Linked DNA regions of Mus musculus: region 2 is linked to region 1. A link is a loop called in an ENCODE intact Hi-C map of the cell type or tissue named here. Cell type or tissue: left cerebral cortex. All regions are shown on one strand. Links, peaks and the distances in the headings refer to the core of each region. The heading gives the core; the rest is flanking DNA.

Region 1 (4,399 bases), core at 286-4,285:
AAGATCTACTTCTAATCTTCTGAGGTGGGAAGATCCAACTTTACTCTGGCCCATACCCTCTGCTGGCAGCCTACATAAAGGACATGGAAGAAGGAGGCTTTTTCTCTCTTTGCCTGCTTGCTTTTGCTTTCCTTTCCAGCAAGTCCGTTCCTTCACTGGCATTAGAGCCTACTCCTTCGAGATTCGGGTGTATATGGAAGAGCAGCTGACATATTCAGCCTTGTGGACAGAGCAACTTCTGAATTTTTGAATTTCTGTTGGTAGACAGCCATTGTTGGACAGGCTGGACCACATACTGTAAGCCACTCTAATAAATCTCCTTTTTACACGTATAAAGAGACTCATTCTATCAGTTCTGTTCCTGTAGAGAAACCTGATGAATACACCACTTTTGCCTCAAGATTTCCTATCAAACAGGTTGTCAGCAAGATAACTCAGTGGTTAAAGGTGCCTGCAGCCAATCCAGACTACCTGAGTTTCCATCCCTGTGACCCACATGACCAAAGAAGAGAACCAGCTCTTGCAAGTTGGGTCCTATGACTTCCACACAGCATACGTGTACCCTTCCCAGACAACACATACCTATGCAAGCAAAATAAATTAAAGAGAATTTAATTGATGTCAAAAGTGATTTCCTATTCATTTTTTATTGGTTTTCTGTAGAATTTGTGGTGTCCCTACCAGTTTTATCTATAGATCCACTACTCTAAGGCCCATGTGTTGTTTTTGTTTTTCCTCCTGTGTCCCTGGAAGCAATTAGGCCATCAACATTTGTGTTATCTGGGCAGTAAGCATGTAGCCTGTGCATCTTGGCACTCAGTAGTCCCAGCTTGCGGAAAGTTGTTCTTTAAATAAATGCACATCAAAGCGAGATATCTGTAGTCTGAACGTTTAATCTTTAAAGAAAATAAAACTTTATCCCCCAGGAAACTTTGGGTCTGTCTCTACAATTATTCATTATTATTGACTGTCTAGTCCTGGTTTTATCCCTAACTTTGAGTGTATTTCTTTCAAGCCACTCTCAATTTTGAAACTTGCAGTTGAAATTCCTTCCTGGGGCTGGACTCAAAGCCCCACTCCTGTAGTTTCATCAGATGCTCACGTCCCTGGAGTCCTTCTTCTGCCAACAGCAGATTACGCTTCTATTGGGGATATCCTTCACTTCTCTAGAGCTTCCTTCCTCTGTCAGCAGTGATCAGATGTTTCACGTGACCCAGCCACCAAGTCCTCCCTGCTCAGCACTAGAAAGGAATCTCCAGTGGGGCAGCTTACTGCTTTTAAGTTTCCTATTCACAGTTTACCTCTTTCTTTAGGGCAGAATCCCAAATAGGAACAGATGAGATGAAGTCGCTTAGAGCTGCTGGTCTGGGGACTGGTGGGGTAGCCGGGAGACTGATCAAAGAGTTCCATAAAATGGGAGGATGCCTACCCACTTACTCACTCTTTCCCCCCTTTCTTCCTCCATTTGTTCTTATCAATGTTTTCACTGAATTATATGTCAATCAATGTTTGAAATGAGTCCCTTTAGCCACCAGCTCTCTTACAACCTGCTTTAGATTCACACCGTGTACTTCTAAAAGCTCGCTACATGCCCCTTTCCAATGCACACCGGTAGCAGGATAGATGGCCATGTAAATGTACTTATAACTATCATACTGTCTAGCACAAGTCAGGAGAGCTAGGATAAAGGGTTCTCTGCTTTATTCACGGCTTCCACATCTCTGGAGTTTATCATATTTCATAACACATAGAAAGTGTCAATGAGAAGTTAGAGATGAAAGTTTGGGATGGGGGGGGAGTGTAGTGCCAAATAGGCATCAAATCCAGCAAACTTCCAGAGCTCCAATCCCATTTCCATATCCACTGTTTCTACGATCTTAGATGATGTATGTGATAACCTCTGCCTTAGTTTTCTCACCTATAAAATGGCTACATCAGGGTTTCACTGGAGATAACACGAACACTCCTTGGGGTTCTTTAAGCAGGCAAAGATTGAATACAGGGGTCCAGGTACTTATAAAATTGTTGGAAGACACATGGAGCTTCAGCCAACATTAAAACGTTCCAAATGCCGTCCGTGTAACAACCAAGAGGACACTACCAAACAAGTCCGGCAACAAACTAAGAGGACACTTACATCTGCCAGTCAGAAAGCTGGGGAAACAGGAGGCCACTGTCCAAACTTCTGAGTGCAGGATCACATCACCACGAGAATAATCCAGGAACACAGGGAACGAAGAGACTTGGACTCTGTCATTACCACCGCTGCCTCCAGAGTCAAACTGTTAGACCATCTGGGTATGCACTAGAACACGAAAAGCTCACTTAAAACTCCTCATCACCCTACTTAGCTCAGTGAGGAGTTCCGGTTCTCACTTCCAAAGGGATGAATCAAAATCACACGAGGACTATAAGCCGCAAGGCATCCTGGGAAGTGTAGTTTTTTACCAGCCACTGCAGGATGGGAAGTAATCCTGGAGGGGGTGCAATCGCCATTGACCACAAGCAGCCACAATTTGCTGTAGAGGAGCTAACCAAGATTAACTATGAAAAGTGCTTTACACAGTGCCTAGCACATAGGGGGCATCTTATACATTTTTATCTCTTTTTATCATTTTACCTGGGAAAACCTAGCATGTTAGCTCTGATGACGACTGTCACACGCATTTCCTGAGGGTTATATGGATAGAGTAACTAATTTAATCTAACAGCCTCATATGACAGGACTCAGTTATTTTTGGTACGGGGTATAGGCAGAGTCCATGCATTTCTCTTGGTGTTCCACATTTCTGGATTTCTTCAGACAACTGGAAATTTTTAGGCAATGATCCACTTTCAGTCTTCTGATTGAATGTTGTACACTCTTGTTGGGGATGGCAGGATAGCCTGGCGTCTGGGAATACATGCACTGGGAATTTAGACAGTTGTTTGAAGCTATTCTATAAATACTGGACAAAGCATGCCACTTACAGGTGTTTCATCTGATGGGTCTGAGGCAGGAGGTTGTGGGTGGGTGTGGCACGTGCGCATTTGAGCACCTACGTGTTCCCATCTTTTCAAAACACCGGACTTCTTTCTGGTACCAAGTCTGAGTCCCTCTTTTCTCTTCTTCAGGCAAATCCTCTTCGTTACCAGCTCCTATGCTGGGCCCTACAGGACGAGGGCAGTAAAGCTCTCAAGGAATTTTCTGTTTGTGTGAGAAGACACATGTGACACTGTTGTGACTGGTGCCCATGGTGTATGCCTTGCGATACAAGAAATATAAGCTGAAAGCTGAAAGAAAAATGACTGATGGGAGTTTCCCAAGTCAAGAGAACTTAGGGAATTAATGTGTTCCATCAGGGGGTGGGGGTGAGGAGAAGACATGTACTCAAAGATCAGCGGTTTAAAAGGTAGATAGGTGAACCAGGATCGATTTCTGTTTTATGATTATTGGAAATGCACTAACATCCAGTTTGACCTCCAGAAGGCTGGTGTCTGCCCTTGAGTATGATACTTGTATTGCCAAGCTGGGTGCCCATGGTCGGTGGTACTTAGGCATCTGTCCTTTGTGAAAGTGTTTCTGAAGGTTTGGTTCAATTCAATGTGATAACCTATGTTTCCCAACAACTTTGGCTTAGTCTCTGTGGCTCACAATTCAGAAACTTTATGGAATAGAAAAGAGAGTTCATAAGCCCCACTAGAAATTTTCAGACATATTTTCATAGGTGAGAGTAAAGGAATTTAAGCCAAATTTGGCTTCCCTTCCCCCCTCTAGGACAGAATGCTATATAGATTGTTTATATATTTCCACCTTCTGGGGGGGGGGCAGAAGACACATCACCTCCGATACTTCTCAGGATATGATTACACGTGATCTTTATTGTATTCATTGTGCCTTCTGATGCATTCCAGAATTTCTATAATAAACTGTAATGGGAAAAATACTAATAAAAACAATAAAATACATGACTGTTCCACCTCATAGGACCGCTGTGAGAACCAAATTAAATAACGTGTGTGAAAACCCCTGGGAAATGGAAGTCATAAATGTGAACACATCCGTCTATGTTCAGAGCTGGCACTGTTTTCCGAGTCCAGCCTTGGTGGGCAAGACTACACAGGCACGGCCTTGCCTCCAGGCAGGCACGGCTAGGGTGCTTTGTCTACTCCTGTCTGTGGACCTCAGCGTAGGCATCTCCCCACAGCATCGCTGCTTCCAGGGGAGTTGTCCAAGTGTTATCTGTTGGGAATGTCTTTGATGCTGGGGAACTAATGCTACCTACGCTCTTGGAATCAACATGTTTGAACTAACTCAAAAGAGACATGGGATGCCCTAGAGAAGCCTCCGGGAGCCAGTTGCAGCCAGGAGACTCTTCTCTGACACCTTTCATTCCAACCTTTGCACTCTTGTTGGCAC
Region 2 (4,399 bases), core at 313-4,312, 190 kb after region 1:
GGATAGAGCTTTGGACTCCACACAGTAATGAGTACTGGTTGCTTCCAAAAGATGAAACTCAGTGGCAAAGTAGGAGGGATTCCAAGACCAAAATATATCAAGGAGATATCTGCCAGTTTGGAAGGGGAAGTAGCCACTACTGACTGGTCTGGAAGTTGAGCATCAAAAAAACAATGGAAACAACCAGAAAGGGAAAGATGTCAAAATATAGCTAGTCTTGCTTCACTCATTGTAGAATCCAGTCTTTCCAAGGAAAACGAAATTACAGCATTAACTATTTATACATATGGTGCATTTATTGACCACTGCTTAGGCAGTAAGTGTTTTTACAGGTAGATGTGAATCTTTCCCTGTGTATTTTTGTATTCTGTCATAGATGTATTTAGAATAGACACAATTGGAGCATACACACTGTGTACATAACTGATTTACAGGCAAGATTACCAATCAACCTCCATGAGCTATCTTCTCCTTTTCCTTCCTCACAGAATTCCCAATGTTTTTTGTGCTCTGAGTCCATTAGGTGAGTGCGACCAGACTGAAAGAGGGTAAGAAGTGTTCTGAGTCATAGGTACTGTTAATGGTCTAAATTCTTTCAAGGCCCCTGAAACAAGTGGCCGCAGTTCACCCTTTTTTCATTATCTGTCCTATGGTATAATAATGTAATAGGGGGAAGAAATGTCTCTCACCAATGTGCGCTGGGGCAGGGAGATGGCATGGAATACACTAGGTCTTATGGGCGCCCTCCCTTTAGGGCACTGTAGAACAAGGGAAGAGTGCAGATATCAAACCCTGCAAGGCCTCTGGCCCACACAGAGAAGAGGCCAAAAGAGTTTGCCAGCTTCCTGGGGCTGTGCACTGGAGTTAAATCCATAACATTCATAACCAGGTTGTAAATTTTAGGCCATAGTTCATTAACTCCAGAAGTTCAAAATGATACCCCCTGCTTGCCCAGTCAATGCAGCTGAGAGTTTTCCTGGCGCGTGATGATCCATCAACAATTGGATTCCAATATCTTTTGCTTCATTAATAGAGTCACACGGGCCCCTCCTGTGGAGCTGGAGAAGGCTTCTGCCTCCAAGCCTTTGTTGCTGGGTCGGGCTGCAATTTGAGCTTCCAGCTACAGGCAGACCCCTGTGTACACCTGTTCCTGGCTTCTTCCAGTCGGAGTCTCGAGGTTGACTAAAGGTCCGCACCAAAGATCTTCCATGGGGCATGTTTAGCGTTAATGAGATGGTTGAACACCGACTGAAGTCAGTCCACATCTTAAGGAAACTTGTGTAGTCTTCGTCCATTTACCCTAAGTATATCCTATCTCATCTGATCATAACAAGTGTGCAGTTATGAACCTGGTTAATGCAAGAATGGGAGAAAATCCTTTGTTGGGGAATCTAACAACCTATGGTTGTGTAGACTTTCAAACCAACAACTTTATCTCTACAGTTTAAGGCAGAATCTATCCCATCTGACTAGGCCCAGGGAAAGTCACCTCCCTCATACTGACCCAGAGATTGTCAGCCTCCCGAGTGGGATTGGAACAAAGCTTGAAAATGTGTGGCTTTATGACCCACAACCAAGAAGCAACCCCAGACAGTCTGTGAAGTTAACCTGGTCTAGAACAACCAAAGGTATAAAAGCCTGAGGTGTGAGCATTATCTGTGTTCAAGAAATAGCTGCCCCTGTCCAAATAGAAACCTCCATTCCAGCACTAGGTTCATGGTCAAGTTTAGATAGGGGGGAAATCAAGTCAAAGTCAAGGGTTGGGCCAATCCAAATTAGCAGTCAGGGCAACATTGAAGGCATGAGACACAGAGATGCCTGTTACGGTCACTGTTTGAGGCATTCTGGTTCAGCCTTGTTAATAGTACTAGTGAAGGCAGACAGAATCCCGAGGCTACGCTATTCTCTCCCCTGAAGCCGCTCCCTCCATCAGCTGAAACAATGAAGACCCACAGTGCAATCAGGAGGGCACCGTGGTCTTTCAAAACTTTTGTGAAATTCAAATAAGGTTCTTTTCCTTAGCAACCCTGCCCACTGTGAATTCTATACACACTCCCACACACCTCACGTGCATGCTCCCCAAATCTCTTGCTTTCTCAGCCACTAAAACAACGTCATTGTAGACCCATAAATGTCCGTTGCTCCAAAGCCTCAGAAGCATTTTCTGCCTCCTGTTAATAAATTGTTCTTCTCTTTGCACAGCAGAGAAAAGATGAGGACGAAATTGGGGGGAATTATTTCCCAAGTATTGTTTCTCTAACAATAGCGATCCTTGCTCCTGAAAACTCTGTTTTGTTTAATATGTTCTTTCTGTAAAGCGGTACAACGTGACAGCGTAATAATCCATAAAGCAGTGTAAAGGGCTGATTCCCCCACAGTGTCCACTGAGCACACAGACGAGCTTTTCCATCCAGAGGGAGTTGTGTATATCAAGAGAGGGTAAGTGCACAAAATCGGGGTCTGCAATAAAGTGGGGTCCAAATGTCAAGGATTAAATGTTCGGATTCTCTGCTTCATGGTAGAAGTGTTTGTGGGGAGAATGGGACTCCATGGCTTTACTTGAGGGGGGTTCTCACACACAGAGCAAATTCATACTTTCCTTATGGAAAAAGGAAAATGGTCAGATTAAGTATAAACGTTTCTGGGCAACAAAACACCAAGACCAAGCAAAATCAGAGTAGATCTCAGTTAACAATGGCCCTTGGAGCTGAGGGTTGGGAAGAAGGATGTTTGACTCCTGAGTCCGAATCCCTGAGACTCACAGTCAATGGTATTTGGGGGACGGTCTTAGGAAGTTACTTCACAAATCATTTCAAAAATCCTTCCATTCTCAGAGGCACCGCGTCTTCACAGTGATGTCCTTTTTGTTGTTCTTGACTCTTTATTGTCTCTCTTTTCTAGTTCCTAACTGCTACACACACACCTTCAGAACACATCATGTGCTAGTGTTACTTTAGTAGGGGTCAGATGGTGGGCAGGAACCTGAAGGGACAAAAGTCCCATGTGAGCTGAAGTGCATATTACAACTAAAAAGGGCAGATCTGGCATGTAGAGGCAGACCCTGGCTACATAATCTGGGCAGGATACTATGTCCTGTCCACATCGACCTCTGTTCACTGGTATCGCTGATTCTACACATGACTCTGGCATCTCTCATCACACAGGCTAATTCCATTTCCCTTCTAGACTTGGGCTTGGCCATCATGTGTTATTTTCTTGAGTTGTAGATGGAGAACTAATATAACATCTGAGGACCGCTCTGTGTGCCTTAGCCATTGTCCGTCCCAGGACAGGCTCAGAAAGACATTCAGAACAGAAAAGACCTTCCTTACCTGCTCCCTGTGTCGATCACCCAAACCCTTCTAAAGTTTTCCATGTTATCTCAATCCACCATCCTGGCCTTCTCTTATGCCCAAGAACAACAAGACAGTTGGACAGTCTTCTGCTGGATGAGTCCCTCAAGCCTGCTCTCAAAGTTCACCAGAGCCACAGGATCCAGCAAGCTCTGTCCTGTTCCCAGATTGACTCCCTGCTACCTTGCCAGGTTCTTCCTCCAGCAGGCATGAGTCAATGGTGTTTCATAGGCCAAATAGGATGTAGATGGCAGGAGGACCAAATGCTTCCAGAGCCTTCATTTCTATCTGAGCAGAGAGGCAAGGAAGGAGGAAGAACATGGAGCAGGTGATTGTTGTCTGCACGAGTCATGGCTCTCTGCAGTGAGATCTATATATGAGGGCTTTTAGTGCAGATATTGGCTTCAGTGATTATGCAGAAGTCCCAGCATCTAGCCAGTGATGAAATTTAGTCCAAGTGGACTAAATGGTCATGGGGGAGCCAGGGGTGGCCACCAGGCTAGGTCCCCTGGAGTCCAGTGGCTTGAGAAGCAGGAGCTCTGATTTCTGGGGCAAGCTATGATGACTTTTGTATCACCTCACACCCTCACCTTGAGACTTGGTGGACATTGTGAAAGAGGGGGTAGAAAGATTGTAAGAACCAGAAGGTGGGTGTGAGCACTGTGAAATGGTGTCTTCGGGACACAGGGGCTGTTGCACTCGTGAATTCACCACAGCTCTGGTTGCCTGCACAAGATCAAACCAGTTAACACTCCAGGATGGATGGAGGAAGGGCTCACAAGGCCCCACCCTTAGCCACTGACGGTAGTTAGCTACTGAAGGAGAAAGAGCCATTTTTCATCAGGAGTGTGGCCCATGGCAGGTTTCCCATGCTCTACCCATAGGCACAGAAGCAGCACAGCTCAGACTCAGTGGGTTATTGGGAGGATGCTCTAGGGAAGGTCTAGCATGAGTTAGGGGTGGGGAGTAGGGTCAGATATGATCTAAATACATCATTTACATGTTTGAAATTGCCAAAGAATAGATTTCAAAAATGAGTACAGAAA

The links. Peaks named below come from ENCODE experiments on the same cell type or tissue, not always from the same donor. Only the 100,000 strongest peaks of a DNase experiment are listed, where the experiment ranks them.
Region 2: a loop joins it to region 1, with 2.2 times the contacts of the local background. A loop is called at or near these places in 2 of 42 quality-filtered maps.

What each region holds. Positions count from the first base shown.
Region 1 is chr9:48,159,998-48,164,396 of GRCm38, reverse strand. It overlaps a transcript of Nxpe4 not described here. Among named protein-coding and RNA genes, the nearest start is that of Gm40518, 3.4 kb to the right of the region's middle. In left cerebral cortex, for the core only: a CTCF peak has its summit at 2,475; DNase peaks (open chromatin) are centred at 2,431 and 3,052; H3K4me3 peaks cover 1,859 bases; H3K27ac peaks cover 485 bases.
Region 2 is chr9:47,973,856-47,978,254 of GRCm38, reverse strand. No RefSeq gene overlaps it. Among named protein-coding and RNA genes, the nearest start is that of Gm32016, 37 kb to the right of the region's middle. In left cerebral cortex, for the core only: no CTCF peak of the experiment used is centred there; a DNase peak (open chromatin) is centred at 2,069.